Linked DNA regions of Mus musculus: region 2 is linked to region 1. Evidence: chromatin loops called from intact Hi-C (ENCODE). Cell type or tissue: heart. All regions are shown on one strand. Each heading gives the region's core, and the rest is flanking DNA. Links, peaks and the distances in the headings are about the cores only.

The links. A loop is a pair of places that touch in the nucleus more often than their neighbours do. Peaks named below come from ENCODE experiments on the same cell type or tissue, not always from the same donor. Only the 100,000 strongest peaks of a DNase experiment are listed, where the experiment ranks them.
Region 2: it touches region 1 in a loop (2.2-fold over the local background); 2 of 42 quality-filtered maps call a loop at or near these places.

What each region holds. Positions count from the first base shown.
Region 1 is chr7:16,735,232-16,740,606 of GRCm38, reverse strand. Ap2s1 (adaptor-related protein complex 2, sigma 1 subunit) reads right to left here and starts at 2,163. Exons shown (of 5, transcript NM_198613.2): 1 at 2,069-2,163. The coding sequence starts at 2,071. In heart, for the core only: no CTCF peak of the experiment used is centred there; DNase peaks (open chromatin) are centred at 979, 1,079, 2,286 and 2,656; H3K4me3 peaks cover 2,233 bases; H3K27ac peaks cover 1,550 bases.
Region 2 is chr7:16,385,714-16,391,088 of GRCm38, reverse strand. It overlaps Sae1 (SUMO1 activating enzyme subunit 1), which reads left to right and starts at 3,193. Exons shown (of 9, transcript NM_019748.3): 1 at 3,193-3,448. The coding sequence starts at 3,339. In heart, for the core only: a CTCF peak has its summit at 3,088; a DNase peak (open chromatin) is centred at 3,228; H3K4me3 peaks cover 2,118 bases; H3K27ac peaks cover 1,535 bases.

The DNA of each region.
Region 1 (5,375 bases), core at 244-5,243:
CCTGTCATTTCACTTTCAGAAACTCGTACCCCAGCCACCCAGTGATGCACATCTGTGATTGTAGCTACTAGGAAGGCTAAGATGGGGGGGGGGGGGTGTTAGAGGTTCAAAGGCAGCCTGGGATATCTACAAGATCCTGTCTCAAGGAGAACAAAACAAACAAAACAAAACAAAACTGCTGGTGAGCTGGTTCAGTGGGTACAGGTTGACAAGCCCAAAGACCTGAGTTTGATCCCTGAGATCCACATGGTGGAAGGAGAGGAATGACTGGGCAAGTCACTTCTGACCTCTACATACGTAACGTAAAATGAGAATAAAAAAACAGGAAAGACAGAGATGTAGTTCAGTGGCAGGAGATGTACTAGACTTACAACCATGTACAAGGCCCTGGGTTTCATCCTCAATACAAACAAACAAACAAACAAAAAGGGAGAGAGAGAGAAGAAAGAAGAGAGAGAGCCAACTCGAGAGCGCACAGAACGGGAGGAAGAGAAAGGAGGGAAGGAGAGAGAAAGAAACCACAAGGCTGAAAATTTAGCTGAAGGTAAAATACCCAAGCAGCATGCCCAAGACCCCAGGTTCAATCCTCTACCGGGGTTCAATCCTAGGTACTGAGGGGGGAAACGGAAAGGGGAAAATCAGGGCTCAAGGGTTCCCTGCTGGGAAGCCTAGTTTGAAGCCCTGTCTGTCCAGTCATATATGCTCTTGCCCATTTTACAGATGACAAAGCTAAGACCCATAGTTATCACAACCAGAAAGCAGAGCTAGTTCCTCCAAGTCTTTACCCTGAGCCCTGGATTCTTTACTGGCTTCCATGGTCTTTCCCGAGCCTCATTCTTCCCTCAACCTATCTGCCTTATTCAACCTAAGCAGAAAACCACAAACAGGATGTTACATGCCCCTTCCAAGAACTACTTCTGCTGAGCCAGGGAAACCCAGGAAGGGAAGGGGGTGGGCACAGGAGCAGAAGGGAAGAACAGCTGGAAGCAAGGCTGAGTTAAGCCCTCTGTGTCCTACCCCACTTCAACCAATACTTCTTTCTGTTTCCCTCAATGAGAATCGTTTCACTCCTGGGAACACATCTGAGCAGCCCCTAGTCCCTACATCCATCCCTCTGCTGTACCCTCAGGGAGCCTCCCGACCACCTCCCCACATTGTTCGTTGTAACCTCCATCCCCCTGACCCCAGCACCTTTGGCCCCGACTCCGGGAAGCTTCACCTGTCCTTCATTACAAGCACCCCTTCTCCCTGTCCAAGGCTGGCCTCCCTTTTTACAAAGGTCGCATCGAACCTCCAAGACCTCTACTCACCTCCTGTTCTGACATCCCCCTCCCAAGTCTTCTTCTCCAAGTCCCTATCCAAAGAACTCTTAGTTCCAAAAGGCCCGTCTTGGAGGTGGAGGTTCCCCTAAATCCAGTGCTCAGCCCTTCTCCCAAAGCTCCCCCTCCTCAAATGTGACGCCTCCAAGTCTACTCTGCACCCCGGACCTCTCCTCTGTGGAACATTCTGTTCAGTTGCTCCCCATTTTCTTCTAGAATCCACTTTCTACTGCTACAGCCCTCTCTCCTCTTGCAGCAGCCTAACTCTAATCCTACAGGGGCTAACTTCCGGCCTCCAGGGTCCTCTTCTTCCCCTGGAGAGCATCTACCCTGGCCATATCCAATTTGCCCCAACACTAGCTCTCCTTAAAACCAGCTCCTTCCTTCTCATAAGGAACCCTCTCTACCCTGTCTGTAGAGTCTCTGGTTCTTTTCCATCATCCCTTCCTCATCTCCAATATCTTCTCCCGCCTCTGTGGTTTCAAAATCACCCCCAAATGTCTCCCACCAAGGCAGTCCCTCCCCTGGACACTCCTTCCCCTCCAAATCCTTTGCTTGGAACCACAAGCACACCCCGCAGCGCAGCATCCAGCCCCTGATCCCCATTCCTGACCCCAATCCCGAGAACCCGCGCCCGGCCCGGATCATCCGCAGCAGGAGGAAGCTTGTCACCTCCAAACCGAAACCCCGGGGACCGTACGTGAACCACCCCCCTCTGCCTGTCCCCGGTACGACGCTCCCCCCGTTACCATGGCGACCCCTGTCTGGACCCCAGAGGCCCGGGTCCCGCTGTAACAGGGCGGCTCCGGCTCTGCTTGCAGTTGTGGGGCCCAGGGCTAGAACTGACTTCCGGCAGGAGAACCCGCCTTCCTTCTCGGGCACGGCCCTCTGGGAGTTGTAGTTTAAACGCACGCGTTGGCAAGGGTGGCCCCGGTCTAACGCCTTCCCAGCATGCTCTGCGACTGCCCTTTTTCCTATCAAGAGACCTAGTCGCCAAATGCGAGTACCAAATGCATTGTGGATGAAGGACTCTGAATAAGGACAATTTCCATAGGTTAAAAGTAGACTGAGTGAGCGTTGCATTTCGGGAAATGTGGTTCTAGTGCTCCTCGATCCCAAAGCTACCAGCAAGGACATGCTGGGAATAGTAGTTTTTTCTTTTCAACTTTGCTTTAAATTATAACATATAATGTGCTTTGATAATATTTCCCCATTATTATTAGCTTACTTCTTTCTCCTCCACCAAAACCCTTTCTTCCCCAAAGTGTTCCTTTTTTCATGTATGTTTTTCTTGCGGAGCGTGTGACCCACGGCATTGATCTGGGGTTGCGGATGTGAGCGTTACTTACTTGGGCATGGGCATCTTTTAACAGAATACACTACTGGGAATATGACCCTCGCACCCTCGGCGACTGGTTTTTAATTTTTTGCTTATTTTATGTATTTGAGTTCTCACCTGCATGTAGGTAAGTCTATAGTATGCCTGCAGTGTCCACAGAGGTGGAAGACAGCATAAGAACCTAGGAACTGGAGTTTGGGAGCCGAATCTGCTAGAGTAGCAAAAGCTCTTAAACACTGAGTCTTCTCTCCAGCATCTCAATCCGTGCCCACCTGTGGTGAAATGCTGATGGGCCTGGTCTCCTACAGGCCTTGAGCAGTAACTCCCAGCTGCTGTAAGGTTTGGCATCATCTCTGTCACGTTCAGAAGGCATGTTTCACTCTTCCCTCCAGTGATTTTTTTTTTCCTTTAAACTCGGGTTTTAAAAAAATATTTATTATATGTAAGTACACTGTAGCTGTACTCAGATACTCCAGAAGAGAGCATCAGATTTCGTTACCAATGGTTGTGAGTCACCATGTGGTTGCTGGGATTTGAACTCAGGACCTTTGGAAGAGCAGTTGGTGCTCTTAACCGCTGAGCCATCTCACCAGCCCCTAAGCTCAGGGTTTTATGTATCCCGGACTGGCCTAGGACTAGCCTTGTAGGGGAGGATCAGTTGGAGTCCTGATCCTGCAGCTTCTGCCACCAAAGGGGCTACAGTATAGGCATATGCCACCACACCAGTCTTAGGAAAAGTAGGTTATTTTATTTTATTTTACTTTTGAGACATGGTTTCTTATGTAGTCCTGGCTGTCTTGGAACTCACTCTGTAAACCAGGCTGGACTTGAACTCAGAGATCTGCTTACCTGGACTTAAGGTATGCACCACTGATGCCCAGCAGAAATAGTGTTAAACAAGTCATTACGCTGTGGACCTAAAAATGTAACTAACTGCCTTTCTATGCTTACGCAGTGCTCTATTTAGTTGAGCTTAGGGATGTAGGTTTTCTCATAAATATAACTACATATGTACATAAAATAAAATAAAGATAGGAATTGGGCTAGACACAGTGTCTGTAAATCCATGGAAGTGTACTGGTATGGATTAAGGCTATCCTGTACTATATAGGGACTCTCTGGCTAGCCTCGACTACAGAGTCAGACTTTGTCTCAAAATTCTAAAACCTGAACGAGGCAAATAGGTCAGTGGATAAAGACAACTGCTGCCAAGCCTGACGATGACCTGTGTTCAATCACTAGAACCTGTATGGAGGAAGGAGAGAACTGACTCTCTCCAGTTGCCCTCTCCAGTTGTCCTCTGACGTACACACAAACTCTCTCTCTCTCACGCATACACACACACACACACACACACACACACACACACGCAAACACACACACACATAAACACCACTAACATACATATACAAACACACACAGAAACATAGAGGATAAATTTGAAAGATGTAAAGAGAAAAGTAAGGAGAGAAAGTCCTTGTGTTGTCCTCTGATTTACACACACACACACTCTCTCTCTCTCTCTCTCTCTCTCACATACATACACACATGCACACACTCACACACATGCACACACACATGCACACACACAAACACATACACAACACTAACGTACATTCACAAACACACACAGAAACATAGAGGATAAATTTGAAAGATGTAAAGAGAAAAGTAAGGAGAGAAAGTCCTTGTGTCACACTCACACACACACACACACTCTCTCTCACACACACACACATGCACACACACACTCACACACACACATGCACACACACACACACTCTCTCACACACACATGCACACAAACACATGCACACACACAAACACATATACAACACTAACACACACTAACACACACACAGCACTAACATACACACAGAAGCACAGAGGATAAATTTAAAAGATGTAAAGAGAAAAGCAAGGGGAGAATGTCCTTGTGCGTGTGGGGCTCTTCCTGGAATAAGCCCCAGCACCAATGAGCATGGAAGAGAGCCCTGGTGGACCTAAGCAGGTGAGCTGCAGGAAGGTTTCCCTCCCAGGTCTGGTTGGTATTCTCATTTTATACCCTAAAGCCACAAGGTGGGGCAGTGGAGGGAGAGTTTTAGGGAAGCCTGTGTGGCTTCAGTGGCAGGGCAACCACCCAGGTTGTTTGAGCTGTGTCTCCAGGTTATTCTGTCCCAGGTGGTGAGTGATGTCACACTTACTAATTAAGCAGTACAGACAGCACTTTAAGTGAACCACTGAACAAGCGGATAAACCTAGTAATTGGTCCTGTCTCCTCCCTTTCTCTTCGTCTACATCACTTACGAATATGTCCTGCAGAAAGCGGTTGGTACTCTGGCCTGCCAGCTGCTCTTCTATTGCTTTCCTTCTAGTTTTGATGAAGCTGGACGGGGAGTTTAAGATGCGTGGTCCAGTGGGGCTGGAGAGATGGCTCAGTGGTTAAGAGCACTGACTGCTCTTCCAGAGGTCCTGAGTTCAACTCCCAGCAACCACACGGTGGCTCACAACCATCTGTAATGGAATCCTATGCCCTCTTCTGCTGCGTCTGAAGACAGCTGCAGTATACTCATTAAATAAGTAAATAAATAAAATAAATAAGTAAATATGTTCCTAATAGAAGAGCCAGCACCCTCATCATAAGCAGCCCCATAGCAGAGGCAGCCAGGCTCCCGCCCCCACCATGTTGTCCGTATTTACTCCATGGCTCTCCTGTA
Region 2 (5,375 bases), core at 228-5,227, 350 kb after region 1:
TGTTAAAACAGACAATGCTAACCATTGCATCAGCTCTATTCCTTTTGGAAATCATTTTATTATATTTGTTTTTATTTCTTTAGTTGTGTGTGTGTGTGTGCACATGCTTTTTTGTTTGTTTTTGTTTTTGTTTTTGGTTTTTGGTTTTTTGAGACAGGGTTTCTCTGTATAGCCCTGGCTGTCCTGGAACTCACTCTGTAGACCAAGCTGGCCTCGAACTCAGAAATCCACCTGCCTCTGCCTCCCGAGTGCTGGGATTAAAGGCATGTGCCACCACGCCCGGCTTACACATGCATTTTTAAAAAAGATGTACTTATTTATTATATGTAAGTACACTGTAGCTATTTTCAGACACACCAGAAGAGGGGCATCAGATCTCATTATGGATGGTTGTGAGCTACTGTGTGGTTGCTGGGATTTGAACTCAGGACCTCCGGGAGAGTAGTCAGTGCTCTTAGCTGTTGAGCCATCTCTCCAGCTCTTGGCTTTTCTTGACAGTGTTCTCTGTGTAGCCCTGGCTGTCCTGGAATGCTCTCTGTGGACCAGACTGGCCTGAAACTCAGAGATCCTCATGCCTCTGCCTCCTGAGGCATGCACCACCACTACCCTGCTAAGTATTTTTAATTTTTTTGACGATTCCATACATACACATAATGTTATCCCATCATAGTTGCCAGCCCTCATTATCCTCTTCTATCCATTTCCTTCTCCCATCAATTGCTCTTTTAATAAACAACCACTAACTTCCAAGGTTTTTGGTATTATTTTATTTGTGAGTGCATGTGAAAGCGTGTGTGAATGTGTGTATCTCTCTCTCCTCTCTCTCTCTCTCTGTATATATTTAATTACGGTTGCTTTCAAAAGCATTGGTTGAGGAAGTGTTGTTATCATTTACAATATTGTGTGTGGTGTATGTGAGCTTATCAGTGTCTCATCCAACCTGTGGAGGTCAGAGGATAACCTCTAGTGTCAGTCTTTATCTCCCACCTTGAATAAGACCACATCCCTTTTTTGTTTTGTTTTGTTTTGTTTTGTTTTGTTTTGTTTTGTTTTACAAGACAGGGTTTCTCTGTGTAGCCCTGGTTGTCCTGGAACTCACTCTGTAGACCAGGCTGGCCTCAAACTCAGAGATCTGCCTTCCTCTGCCTCCCGAGTGCTGGGATTAAAGAGTGAGTTCCAGGACAGCCAGGGCTATATAGAGAAGCCCTGTCTCGAAAAACAAAAACAAACAAACAAACAAACAAAGAGTTCAAAGCTGGGGCTGGAGAGATTGCTCAGTGGTTAAGAGCACTGGCTGCTCTTCCAGAGGTCCTGAGTTCAATTCTCAGCAACCACCTGGTGGCTCACAACCATCTCTAATGGGATCTGATGCCCTCTTCTGGTGTGTGTCTAAAGACAGCTACAGTGCACTCACATAAATAAAATTAATAAATAAATCTTTAAAAAAAAGAGAGAGAGAGTTCAAAGCTGGGGCTGGCGAGATGGCTCAGCGGTTAAGAGCACCGACTGGCTCACATCCCTTTTTCATTGCAGCATATACCAGGCTGGGGGAGTCTGTCTTTGCTTCCTATCTCTAGGTGTGAGTGCTGGGATTGAAGACATGCTGACTACCAAATCTGGCTTTCTAAAGAACCAAATTTAAATCCTCACATTTGCAGTCCACTGGTTGGTCTGGAGCTGCTATGTAGATCAGCCTAGCCTCAACTCACAGATCCACCTGCCTCTGCCTTCCAAGTGCTGCTATTAAAGGCATATTAAAGGCATGTGTAACCATACTGGGATTTATTCTAATTTTTTTTTTTTTTGAGGTAGAGTCCTGCTATGTGGTCCAGACTGGCTTTGAACTCTGTTTTTTTTTTTTTAAAGATTTATTTATTATTATATCTTAGTACATTGTAGCTATCTTCAGACACACTAGAGGAGGGCATGTGGTTGCTGGGATTTGAACTCAGAACCTTTGGAAGAGAAGTCAGTGTTCTTAACTGCTGAGCCATCTCGCCAGCCCCAGCTTTGAACTCTCTCTCTTTTTTTAAAGATTTATTTATTAATTTTATTTATGTGAGTGCACTGTAGCTGTCTTCAAACACACACCAGAAGAGGGCATCAGATCCCATTAGAGATGGTTGTGAGCCACCAGGTGGTTGCTGAAAATTGAACTCAGGACCTCTGGAAGAGTAGTCAGTGCTCTTAACCACTGAGCCATCTCTCCAGCCCCAGCTTTGAACTCTTTTTTGTTTGTTTGTTTGTTTGTTTGTTTTTGTTTTTTGAGACAGGGTTTCTCTATATAGCCCTGGCTGTCCTGGAACTCACTCTGTAGACCAGGCTGGCCTCCAACTCAGAGATCTTCCTGCCTCTGCCTCCAGAGTGCTGGGATTAAAGCTCTGGGCAGCCATCATCACCCAGCATCAGCCTTGGTTTTTGACCCAGGATATCTTCATTGGGATATGGGTTTGTTGGTTAGATAAGTGTGGGTCTGAGCAAGGCCCAGAAAACCTTCTCCCAAGTGCTGGGATTACAAATCTGCACTACAAATTTGTTTGTTTGTTTGTTTTGTTTTTGTTTTAAATAGGAATATAGATATTAAACTCAGGCAAGCACTTTACTGAGCCATCTTTTCAGTCCTTGACGGTTTTGAGACAGGATCTCATTCGTAGTAATTCTCCTACTTCAGCCTTGTGAAGGCATGAATGCTGGGATTACAGGCACGAGCTCATAAATTTAGGTTTGCTTCTGTTAACAGGATCTCATGTAACCCAGGCTGGCCTTTAACTTTTGATTCCTTTCACTTATTTTTGTCCAAAAGCTGTGATTACAGGCATAGCCCACCATGATCAATTTGAGTCTTGCATCTTACATAAGGATTTGAGAATGTGTCAGGAGAGGAGAGGGCAGAGAGGAGTCCTTCCTCTTTTTCTGTCCAGGAGGAAAGTCTAGCTTTCTTTTGTTTTATTTTTTTCGCCTCAATAGGTAGTGAGCTCCATGTGTTGTTATTTTAAAGTAGTATCTTTATTTCACCACACCATCGATGCTGGAATCCCGGTGACAACTCGATCCAGATCCGCTTCATAAATGACCGCGTGGACATCCTCGAGGAATCAAAACACCCGCCACTTTTCTTTTTTTTTCTTTTTCCTCTCCGGGATTGATTGGCGTCTCCATCACGTGATGGGGCAGCGAGCGGGCCTTGGAGTCTTCGGTATCCACGTGGTCTCCCGCAAAGCACGGAGGTGGCACTGCGCAGGCGCGGCTCTCTGCGCAGGCGCAAGCGCGTCCCCGGTGCACGGACTCGCTGCTGGCGGTTAGCGAGAGCGGGAGCGGGTGAGCTGAAAGCCGGCGCCATGGTAGAGAAGGAGGAGGCTGGCGGCGGCGGCGGCGGTGGCATCAGCGAGGAGGAGGCAGCGCAGTATGACCGACAGATCCGCCTGTGGGGACTGGAGGCCCAGAAGCGGTGAGGGGCGCCGCGGGCATCCTGCGGGCCGGCGTGTGGGCCCTGAGGGAGTGGGTGCGGCCCTGTTGTGGAGCGGAGGCGGGATTGCTGCACTTGGGTTTCCTAGTGCTTCAGAACTGACGAATGGACGGTGTTTCTGCAAAGTACCGGAGGTGGAGATGTCCCCTGTGTAGTATTGAGAGTGTCCTTGGAGGAGGCGGGGGAGAGGGAGGATTTGAACTTGAGGCTCCCTCGGTGTCAGTACCTGGTGATGGTGGGATTTAGGTGAGGCTTGTAGGGTCTAAGTGGGGTGAGCATTAGTGCAAAATAGGGGGGTGGCGGGCTGAGCTCATTAATTTCTATGCATGGGAACCTGTGTTGGACGCCCTGGGGACTTGACAAACCCCACAGGCTCCTCTAGAGGAGTGCTTGAGGGCAAGTCCTGACAAAGGGACCCCTGGAGAGGCGCAGAGTGGCCCAATTTATTCAGCACACAGCTACAGACGTTGGGTTGTTTGTTTGTTTGTTTGTTTTTCTTTCCCCTTCCCCCAGACCAGGTTTCTCTCTGTGGCCCTGGCTGTCCTGGGCCTCGCTCTGTAGACGATCTCAAACTCAGAGATCTGCCTGCTTCTGCATCCCGAATGAGTACAGGGATTAAAAAGGCACGTGCCATCACGCCTGGCTTCCTTAACATATTCAAGTTATAAATTATATTTTGTGGGGATATGGTTGTTCATATTTTTAATTCTAGTACTCCTGAGGCAGAGGCAGGAGTATGTCTGTGAGTTCGAGGTTAGTCTGAGCTATGTAGTTCCAACACAGCCAGGGCTACCACAGTGAGATCCTGACTCAAATCAAAACAAACTCCAAAGGTAATTGTTTTTATAGCTTAGGCTGGCTTTGAACTTGCAGAGATCTTACTTGTCTTAAGTGCTGAGATAAATACATGCATCATCACACATTGGCTCCCTAGGCATTTTTGGGGGGAGCATTTTTTGGGGGAGAGGTTTTAGAATTTTATGTTTTGACTTCTCTGTACGTTTTCCATGGTGTTGATGTGGATGCCAAAGGACAACTTTGTGAAGTCAGTTCCTTTATGTAGATTTTTGAGGTCTAAACTCAGGTTGCCAGGTGTCCCCCAGGCATTTGAGACAAGCACTTTACTTGGTGAGGCATCTTACTTGGGCTCCTTGAGCATTTTTTATTGAACTAAATAGGCTCCTTCCCAACTTGAAGCTTATGTTTTGATGGGGACTAAGAGCAATATTCATAAATAATAAAGTTCCATAGTGATAAGGCTCTAGGGTAGTGTCGTACATACACCTGACATTGCAGCACTTAGGAGGCTGAGGATGGAGGAGTGGGCTCAAAGTTAATCTTCAGTACAGAGTAGTTCAATGCCATCGTGAGTTGTACAGGGACACCTAACCTCAAAAACCAAAACACGGGCTGGTGAGATGGCTCAGTGAGTAAGAGCACCTGACTGCTCTTCTGAAGCTCCGGAGTTCAAATCCCAGCAACCACATGGTGGCTCACAACCATCCATAACGAAATCTGACACCCTCTTCTGGAGTGTCTGAAGATAGCGACAGTATACTTACATATAATAAGTAAATAAATACAATCTTAAAAAACAAAAACACTGTCAGGCATGGTGATACAAGCTTTGATCCTATCAGAGGCAGGCTAGGTCTACATAAACACCCCAATCAAACCAGAAAGCTGGACATTGTAATCCCAGTATTCAGGAGGCTGAGGAGGGAGGGAGACACCATATAAGCAAGATGTGTTAGTGCATGTCTGTAATCTTAGCCCTTGAAAGGTAAGTGCAGGAAGATCAGAAGTTCAAGGCCTTGGCATGGTGGCATATACCTTTATTCCCAGTGAGCTTTAGGCCACATGATCTACATAATGAGACCCTTACTTTTAAAGTGGGGAGGGTAGGACC